Linked DNA regions of Homo sapiens: region 1 is linked to region 2. A link is an interaction called in ENCODE POLR2A ChIA-PET data of the cell type or tissue named here. Cell type or tissue: MCF 10A. All regions are shown on one strand.

Region 1 (5,000 bases), 56 kb before region 2:
GTGTTTTTAAATGAATTTTACCTCAATAAAAAACTTTATTAATCCTCAACACAATCTCCATTGTCTGAGGCATTGTTAATATCTCCAATTCCCAGATCTCATTCTCCTATGTAAGAACAGCAGCTCAATCTTTCATCTTCTGCAAGTTTTTTTCAGTTTATTCACTTTACTCACTCTTTTTTATCTTAGCTTCTTGTGAAAGCAGATTTATGCTTTTACAAAAATATGCTTTCATCCAGGCCATCTTTTATTGCCACCTTAAGTTTTTTTTAAAATTTATCTGATATATTTTAAAGGATGCTTTTGTTGCAGCTACTTGAACTTGGATGTTCAATGCATTTTCTGAAGACCAGGTCTCTCTCATAATCTCTTTTAACCCAGAGTAAACAATCGGATATTTCCAGATTTTTTGCTTATGGCCACCAGTTTTTGTATATATTATCATTTGTTCTCAAGTCTGGCTTCCATTAAAGCAGAGTGAAATCTTTCAAATTCTATTCGAATGAGGCTAAGCTTGAAAAAAAAATGATGTTTTTCCTCCAGGAAGGCAGAAAATCCAATAGTCAGTACTTTATGTTTATTTGGATAAAGTTCTATTTTAATAATCAAAAATCTGACTATGACTGAAAATACCTTTCTATCCCATAGCAATTGGTGGGGGTCTCTGTTAAGGTTTGAGAAGCACTGCTCTAAACTGTTTCTCACGCTTCAGGTATCAGCTGACGTGCACTTCCTCAGGAAGGCTTTTGTAATCCACAGTCTTGAGTCAGGCCCTTAATTATGAACTTCAAATAAGCTCCAGCCTTTCCTTCAAATATTTATCATAGTTTATCGTCGCATGCTCACCTCCACCCAGAAGTAGCTATTATCCTAAATTTTGTGTTAAGCCTATGTTTTCCTTAGACCCTACCACACATGTAGGTAGCTCTAAACAAACTATTATTTGATTTTGTCTGTTTTTTAAACTACATCTATTAAGTCACATCATATGTGACTTTCTGTGACTTACTACTTGGCTTTCACTCTGTGTTGTGAAATTCATCCATTTATTATGTGTAGTTGCAGTGTATTCATTTTCACTGCTGTATAAAATTCCATGATATGGATAGATGACAGTTTTGTAATCCATTTTAATGTCAATAGAAATTTCAATTGTGTCAATGTTTTTTGCTGTTAGGAACAATTATGGGCTATTGTGCAATGGAGTTTCTTATTGTGTCTCTTGCTTCACATGTACAAAGAATTTTTTTTTAGTTTAACATTAGGGGTAGAATTGCTTGGTATATGACACATGCTTACTTGACTTTACTAGGTGATGACAAATTGCTTTTCAAAGTTGTTGTAGCAAATCACAACCCCACCAGGAGTGTGTGAGTTTACAATGCTCTATATTCTTGTCAAAACTTGGTATTGTCTTATTTTTACGTTTATGCCAGTCTGGTGGATTTAAACAGTTTCTCATTGTGGTTTTAATTTGCATTTATCTGATTACTAATGAGACTGAATCTTGTTTCCTGTGTTTCTCGGCATTTGGATTTCCTCTTCTGTGAAGAGCCTTTTGCTCATTTTCTACTGAGTTATTTGTCTTTTTCCTTATTGATTTGTAGGAATTATTCATAGACTCTAGATACTAATTTTTGTGCATTATATATATTATATGACTATCTTCTCCCAGTTATGGCTTCTCTTTTCATTCTTTTTACCATGTCTTTTATTGAAAAGAAGTTGTTAATTCTTACGATTTATTACCTTTTGCTTTACAGGTGGTTCTTCTTGTACTTTGTATAAGAAAACCTTTCTTAACCTAAGGTCATAAAGATATTCCAGCCTGGCATGGTGGCGCACACCTGTAATCCCAACACTTTGGGAGGCTGAGGCGGGCAGATCACCTGAGGTGAGGAGTTCAAGACCAGTCTGGCCAACATGGTGAAACCTTGTCTCTACTAAAAATACAAAAAAATTAGCTCACGTTGTGGCAGACGCCTGTAATCCCAGCTACTTGGGAGGCTGAGGCAGGAGAATCGCTTGAAACCAGGAGGCGGAGGTTGCAGTGAGCCAAGATTGCGCTGTTGCACTGCAGCCTGGGCAACAAGAGTGAAACTCCATCTCAAAATGTAAAAAATAATAATTTTCATATTTTCTCTTGAAAGTCTTAAGGTTTACATTTGGAACTTCAGTGTTTGATCCACATGAAATTGAATTTTGAATATGGTGTGAGGCAGGAATTCATTTTCATATGAGTCTTTTCTGGTGTAAAGCAAGCCTGGGGGTAAGCGATTCAAACATTCTACTCTGTGGTATATTTTCTAGAAAGACACTCTTGGGCAGATGAAGGAGAAATGTATGAACAAGTTCATGGAAACATTACTCATAATAGCAAAACACTGGAAATGTCCCCAAATGTCCATGAATAATACAGTGGACAAATACTGGGTTTGTGCAAAAGTAATTATAGTATTTGCCATTACTTTCAATAATAATAATAATAATAATAATAAATTGGTGTATGTGCCTACAATGCAATACCATACAGCACTAAAAATGAAAAATCTATAGCCACACGTGACAAAACAAATCCTTCCAAAACACCTAATTTTGAGTAAATAACCAGATTGTAGAAGAACTCATAAAGCAAGATTCCATGTATGTAACATTTAAAAGTAGAAAAAATTGAACAACATAGTAGTTAGAGATATATATGTGCTTAAACTATAAAGAAAAGCAAGAGATTGGTTAATAAAAACTTAAGAGCAGTGACTGCCAATGGCAGGGAGGGAGGTGCCTGAAGTCAGGAATGGACACACAGGGTGCTTCAGAGCTAGGAGATGGGACATGTCTCCTCTTTCTTTCTAATTCCAACTATTCCATAATATCGCTCCCAGTGCTGACTTCCTGAAGCCCAGGTCTAATTATGCAACATTAGTGACCTTCTTACCCTCCAATCATCCTGTAAGTTTATTGGAGTTCCTAGAATTCTTTCCTTGGCTCTCTTTTTATATCATGTTACAGGGCGATCTTAGTGGGTGATTTCACCCATCCCCATGACTGTCAACTGCCACTGAAGTGGCAATGACTCACACATTTGTCTTTCCTAAACTCCAGACCTACATATATAGCTACTGAGTAGATATTTCCGCTTGCATGTTCCACAGTGTCTCAGACTCAGTATGCCTGGTGTTTTTACAAAAAGGGGAAATTTGCACACATAGGGAGAAGACCATGTGAAGATGGAGGCAGAGATTAGGTGATGCAGCAGAAACCAAGGAGCATCTAGAGAGCCAGCAAACCACCAGAGCTTGCGGACAGGCCTTCAGAAGGAACCAATCCTGCTGACACCTTGATCTTGAACTTTTAGCCTCCAGAGCTGTGAGGCCATACATTCCTGTTGTTTAAGCTCCCCAGTTTGTGGTACTGTGTTCCAGCAGCCCTAGAAAGTGAATGCTATATGCACGCTTGCCATCCCAATTTTCACACCCAGTAACTGATCCTATAAAAATAATTGCACAAGTAAGCAAAGGAGTTATCATAAGGATATTGACAACAGCAGTGTTTATCATTTACAACAGAGAAAACAACCTAAATGTCTTACAGTGAAAGAAAAGTTCATAAATGATAGTACATTCACACAATGGAAAGTCATGTAGCTTTTCAAAATGATGTTGTCAGTATAAAGCTTGAGAGGGAAAGACATTCACAATAAGTTGCTTAAAGGGGACTACAAAAGAGTATGTATATATATACTGTTGGCCATTTTTTGCAACTTATATATGTGTGTGTGTGTGTGTGTGTTATAAATGCATAGGAAAAAGTCTGAAAGTATATCAACATATTTACAGTGGTAGAATTTCAGGTAATTTACATTTTCCTCTCTTTGCTTCTCCATATTTTCTTAAGAGATGTGGTTTAAAAATTAGCCTGTGAGGGTTCCTTGTTTTCCCTCTCCCCATTGCCCCTTTTAAGATTGACTGAGTAGATTCACAATCCTTCCATACCTCGGGAAGGAGGAAGAAAGAATAGGAAAAAAGGGGAAAGGACAGGAGAAAAGAAAACATAAATGATCTATTAAAGAACTAGGGGATAAAAAAAATTGTTTGTTTGTTTGTTTATAAGAGATGGGGTCTTGCTCTATCACCCATGCAGTGGCACCTTCTTAGCTCACTGCAGCTTTGAACTCCTGTGCTCAAATGATCCTCTCACCTCAGCCTTCCAAGTGGCTAGGACTGTAGTGGTGCCTCATCATGCCTGGCTAATTTTTTTTGTAGTGGTGGGGTCTTGCTATGTTGGCCAGGCTAGTCTAGAACTCCCGGCCTCAAGGGATCCTCTTGCCTCAACTTCCCAAAGTATTAGGAATACAGGACAGCGTGCCCAGCCAGATTCATGAATTTAGGAAGCAAAATATAGTGTGAACTGTAGGAGAAAAAGGTTTGGGGAGGTAGAGTTGTGAATGAGAGGCTCTAAAGCAATACAGGGTGTGAGAGAATTGTGGAAGAGAGAAGAGAGCATAGGAAGAGTATTCTCGGGGTTACAAATGGGATCCTTTTAAACAATTTCCAAGTAATGCACATGAAAGCTCAGAATTTCATGTTTTATCATTTTTAGCTGTTGGGATTGTACTTCTTTGAATGCAGCATCAACAGCATACAGAGAAAGGATTCAATGAGTCCAGGATTTATAAAGTCATTTTTCTACAATTAGCATATGGGTTCCAGTTTGCAAACTGAAGTACACAAGAAATATTACTTTATTTTTCTCTATCTTCATTTTTATTTGTTGTTATTGTCCTCCCAGTGGCAGACACTTGGCCTCAGGCAACTAAGTTTTCTGCTTGAGATAACATTCAAGAGGAGGTAGGTGTGGGCAGAGGCTTAGTTAATGAGGTTCATGTAGAATGCATCCGGGCCAGAGGTCTTAGGACAACGGTATCTTTTAAGATGGCCATCATCCTAGCTGACCTTAAGATCTGCATGATCCCATCTGTCAACACAAGTCCCTGTCTTTTC
Region 2 (5,000 bases):
CCCAGTGTTCTTAAATTCCTTGTTTTATTGTTAGATTTATGAACCAACATATTGGATTTGTGTGTCTGTGACTTGAATTAAGAGCCCAGTAGAACTGGCTTTCAAAAGAAGGAAGTAATACTGTTTTCATTCTGGCTCTTCGGTGTGTAAGTACGGTTTCAAATGTAAAAACTTCCCCAAGAGTGACTTATGTGTAAACTATGGATAATCAGCTCTCCATTTTATGATGACTTGCATAATTCAAAGTTGTAGATTGGGGCTGCTCTTTCTCAGGGATACTAGTATTTTGGGCAGGGTATGCATTGCTACGGAAGCTGTCCTGTGCATTATAGGATGTTGACAACACTCTGTCTACCCACTAGACCCCAGTGATACCCTCTTCCCAGCAAATATGACAACCAAAAAGTGTCCCTAGACATTGTCACATGCTGTCTCTGAGGAACAAAACTGTCCTCAGTTAAGAACTACTATAGATAGGCCGGGAGTGGTGGCACACGCCTGTAGTCCCAGCACTTTGGGAGGCTGAGGCGGGTGAATCACAAGGTCAGGCATTCGAGACCAGCCTGGCCAACATAGTGAAACCCCGTATCTACTAAAAATACAAAAAATTAGCCGGGCATGGTGGCAGGCACCTATAATCTAAGCTACTCAGGATACTGAGGCAGGAGAATCGCTTGAACCTGGAAGGCAGAGGTTGCAGTGAGCTGAGATCGTGCCATTCCACTCCAGCCCAGGCAACAGTGTGAGACTATCTCAAAAAAAAATTTTTTTTCTTTAAAAAAAAAAACTAGATAAATTGTTTTTTGTTTGTTTGTTTTTTGAGATGGAGTTTTGCTCTTGTTGCCCAGGCTGGAGTGCAATGGCGTGATCTTGGCTCACTGCAACCTCCACCTCCTGGGTTCAAGTGATTCTCCTGCCTCAGCCTCCCAAATAGCTGGGATTACAGGTGCCCACCACCACGCCTGGCTAATTTTTTGTATTTTTAGTATAGACAGGCTTTCACCATGTTGGCCAGGCTGTTCTTGAACTCCTGACCTCAGGTGATCCGCCCACCTTGGCCTCCCAAAGTGCTGGGATTACAGGCATGAGCTACCACGCCCAACTGTTTTGTTTTTGTTTTGAGACGGAGTCTTGCTCTGTTGCCCAGGCTGGAGTGCAATGGTGCAATCTTGGCTCACTGCAACCTCCGCCTCCAGGGCTCAAGTGATTCTCCTGCCTCAGCCTCCCAAGTAGCTTGGATTGTTAAAATGAGTATTACCATTTATATTCTAAACTTAATTTTGACAGGAATAAAATTGACCAGTTTCACTGTTTGACATGTGTTCTGCTTTTGAACATTATCAAATACAGGCACTCAATATCTAGGAGGCCAGAAAGAAACTAAAGAAAGGGTGTCAACAGTTTAAATAAACTCTGGGTAAATGAATTATTCAACTGCTAGCTCAGTGCTGACGGTATGGTAGGTATGTTTGTGTGCGTATATGTGTGTTTAGTAGGCATATAAGGAAATACAGGTATTTGAACATCTGAGATTTCTTGTACCAAGTGGTGCTTCTTGTTGCCCATATTGCAAAAGATAACTTGGCACACCTCTTTTGTGTGAAAACAGGTTAGGTTTCTTTGGAATTAACGTTGTTTGAAAGCTTTAAGTAAATAGCCAGAATGTACAAGTTGTTCCTAGGTTGTCCAGTGTCTGAGTCAGGTCGCTGAAGAGACTGTTATAATAAAGGTCTTTAATTAGCTGAAGTGGTAAGCTACTAGGTTTTGTTCTTGGTACCCATTTATTTTTTGTAACATGTATACTTCTCTTTATAAGCAAGAATTTTTCTAATTGCAAGCTCTGAGGCCCTTTTCTTTTTCTTTCTTTCTTTCTTTTTTGAGACAGGGTCTCACTCTGACCCAGGCTGGAGTGCAGTGGTGCAATCTTGGCTCACTGCAACCCCTGCCCCTACCAGGTCCACACAATTCTCCCGCCTCAGCCTCCCAAGTAGCCGGGACTATAGGCATTACCACGCCTGGCTAATTGTTGTATTTTTTGTTTTGTAGAGTCGGAGTTTCACCGTGTTGTCCAGGCTGCTCTCGAACTCCTGGGCTCAAGTGAGCCGTCTGCCTCGGCCTCCCAAAGTGCTGGGATTACAGGCTTGAGCTACCATGGCCGGAGGCCCTTTTCATAGATCTTGTACATTCCTTGTGGCCCCAGTTTGAGTTAAAAGAGGGGAGGCTGTTATACAGGACTAGGGACGTAGATTTTTCAGTTTATTAGTGCCTTGGGGTGATTATCAGCCTTCCACAAGTGAAAAAACATTTAAGAAGGAAAATATTTTATTCAGTTATAAGTAGATTGGCAGGAATTCTTGTTTCTGAAGATATTAAAACATTCTACCTTTTAAGTCTTCTGAAATGAAAAATTGTAATGCTTCTCTTGAATAGCTCACCTGAGTCTTAAGAGAATCATATGTTGTTGTTAAAAGTTAGAATTTTATGACTCTTGCCTTGAACTAATTTTTCACCTAAAATGACTCATGGAATTTTGGATAATTCCCACTTTGGATCCTTCTTATTTAGGCTTACTGTCTTGTTTTTCTTATGTTGTGAATGACCATCCCTGTTAGGACTGATTTACCAAGAATTCTCAATGCCAGCATGAGATACCTGGAATTTGTGCATAAGTAAGATATAGAGATTTTTGTTAACCCTGATTCTTATTTCAGTTATTCTCTACAGTTTGGGATGGGATGCCCAGATCCTCCTTTTAGAAGTGACAGCTCCATAGTGGTTGTGTGGCATACTAGGTAGTTTAGCTGTCACCAAAACTACTGCCTTGACTCTGGCATGCTAAGCTGAGCTGGCCTAAAGAGAGAGTCTGCAGGCTTTCTAGGCCTGGCTGTTTTTACTGAGGTGGGGCTTTTTGGTGAGTCAGCCAAATGGAGGATTTTGGAGGACTGTATTGAAAGAGAGGAATCGAGCAAAGGGGAAACGTTCTAAGGGGCCTAGGGATGATACTAATTTTGAGGCTATGATGAATGATACAGACTTAAATTGAACAGGAATGTGGGGGGCAGTACAGTATTGGAGAGCTAATCCTGGGATCCTAGAGGAGGACAAAGTAAGGAGAGCGAGTGGGAGGAAACCACTTAACATCAGGGCTGTCATTGTGGCCTAAAGGTTGATCATTTATTCTTCTGGAATGCAGACCTCCCTTAGGGTCCTATAATCACAGCAAATCGCAAAGTAATGAGTATAGAGAAAGCAAAAATAATTAAAAAGAAAATAATGGAAAGGATTACAAAGTTAAGAGAAGGCTTAAAAAAGGAATGAAATATAGGGTTGGATAAAAGAAAAGGAAATAGTTAAAACCTTTTATAATAACCATATGAAATAGGAGAAGTAAAATAAGTAGTATTTAAGATAAAAAAGTAAAAGGCAGATAGAAATATTATTAGTTAAATGAAAAAGTTAGAACCTAGAAATAGAGAATAAAAGATGTAGTTTTTAAATATGCTGTGAATTTAAAATCTTTTTATGTATCAATAAAAAAGACGTTAAAATCCTCACAGCATTCTGTATTTTTTCTTACAGCACTGATCATCATCATAATTAAATAATTATAGGACTAAGTATTTATCTCCCCTCCCTGTTTATAAGTTGCGTGCTAGTATGGAATGTGCAGTATTAGCAGAGTCTAGCAGAGTGCCAGCACTTATGTATTCAGTAATTTCTTTTTGAGTTAAAAAGCAACAGAGAATGTTAGTTATCCCTAGAAATTTTGTTGTGTGAAATTAGAATTTAAGGTAAGAAACTCTAAAGAAAGACAAAGTTTTTAAAAAGAGGATAAACTAACGTAGGCTATGAAAAAATGCAGAACAATTAACAAATGTCTCAGCAATCAAATTCTAGCATAATGTTTAGTTTGCTGAGCTTTATTATAAAATATCAATAATATGTGACAAAACCAAACAGTGGAAAGAAAACATGGTAGGGACCTCAATTCTTCTGTCTTTTCTTGTCCCTCACAAAGAGACACTTGGGACTGAGGCCCTTCTGGGGCACTTTGTGGCTTTCTCCTTGGGGATAGTGCTCTTGGAGCTGACCTCTCTCCCTTTTCTAATGTAAAATTCGTATAACATAAAATTAATCATTTTAAAGTGAGCAGTTCAGTGGCATATAGTACATTCATAATGTTGTGCAGCTGTCACCTTTATCTAATTCTAAAACATTTTTGTCACCCAAAACAAAACTCAGTACTCATTAAGCCGTTACTCTCATCTCCCCTTCTCCCCAGCCCCTGGCAACCACCAATCTGTGTTTTGTCTGTATGGATTTTTCCTGGCCCCTGTTTAAACTGTATCCATTGGAGAGAGATATGCTATGACCAAAAAGAAATTATTGGGCTTTAAAGGTCTGGATAGTACTGACACTCAGAGTTGTATCTCTTTTAGGTATAAATTTATTTTTCAAATAGCATTTTAAAATACTTTGTATTAATACTATTTATATATGCATTTTGTTCTAATTTCATAATTCTTTTAATTTTTTAGTTTTCTAACTATATAATTCCATTGATGGTTACCTATAGTAATCAGATATTTATGTGTTATTTGCATTTGTGTCTTTCTACATGAAAACAGGGTTACTCAATATTGCACAGTTGACATTTTGGACTGGATGATTTTTTGTTCTAGGGGCTAGCCTTTGCATTGACGAATATTTAGCAGCATCTTTGGCCTTTACACACTAGGTGCTAGTAATACCTCTCCCCAATTGTGACAACCAAAAATGTTTCCAGAGGTTGTAGAATATCCCCTCAGGAGCAAAATTGCCCCTTGGTTGACAACCACTGCATTACAATAATTCTTCCTGAGAATTTGGCTTCCTCTTTCAGTAGAAAGAGACAATTAATACATTATGTGTTAGAAACCATCATCTAAGAGTGATAAAGGAGAATTGCTAGATCACCCATATAACTTAGTCATGCATTTTTATAATCTCAGAAACTGTTT

The links. ChIA-PET counts read pairs that join two places held together with the same protein. Peaks named below come from ENCODE experiments on the same cell type or tissue, not always from the same donor. Only the 100,000 strongest peaks of a DNase experiment are listed, where the experiment ranks them.
Region 1: POLR2A ChIA-PET joins it to region 2 with 5 read pairs; 3 of 35 experiments call an interaction of 5 or more read pairs at or near these places.

The regions. Positions count from the first base shown.
Region 1 is chr5:159,238,624-159,243,623 of GRCh38, reverse strand. The region is part of intron 2 of LINC01932 (long intergenic non-protein coding RNA 1932); the gene reads right to left. Among named protein-coding and RNA genes, the nearest start is that of LINC01932, 13 kb to the right of the region's middle. In MCF 10A, no CTCF peak of the experiment used is centred here; a DNase peak (open chromatin) is centred at 3,033.
Region 2 is chr5:159,183,103-159,188,102 of GRCh38, reverse strand. The region is part of intron 3 of RNF145 (ring finger protein 145); the gene reads left to right. Among named protein-coding and RNA genes, the nearest start is that of RNF145, 24 kb to the left of the region's middle. In MCF 10A, no CTCF peak of the experiment used is centred here; DNase peaks (open chromatin) are centred at 1,612 and 2,892.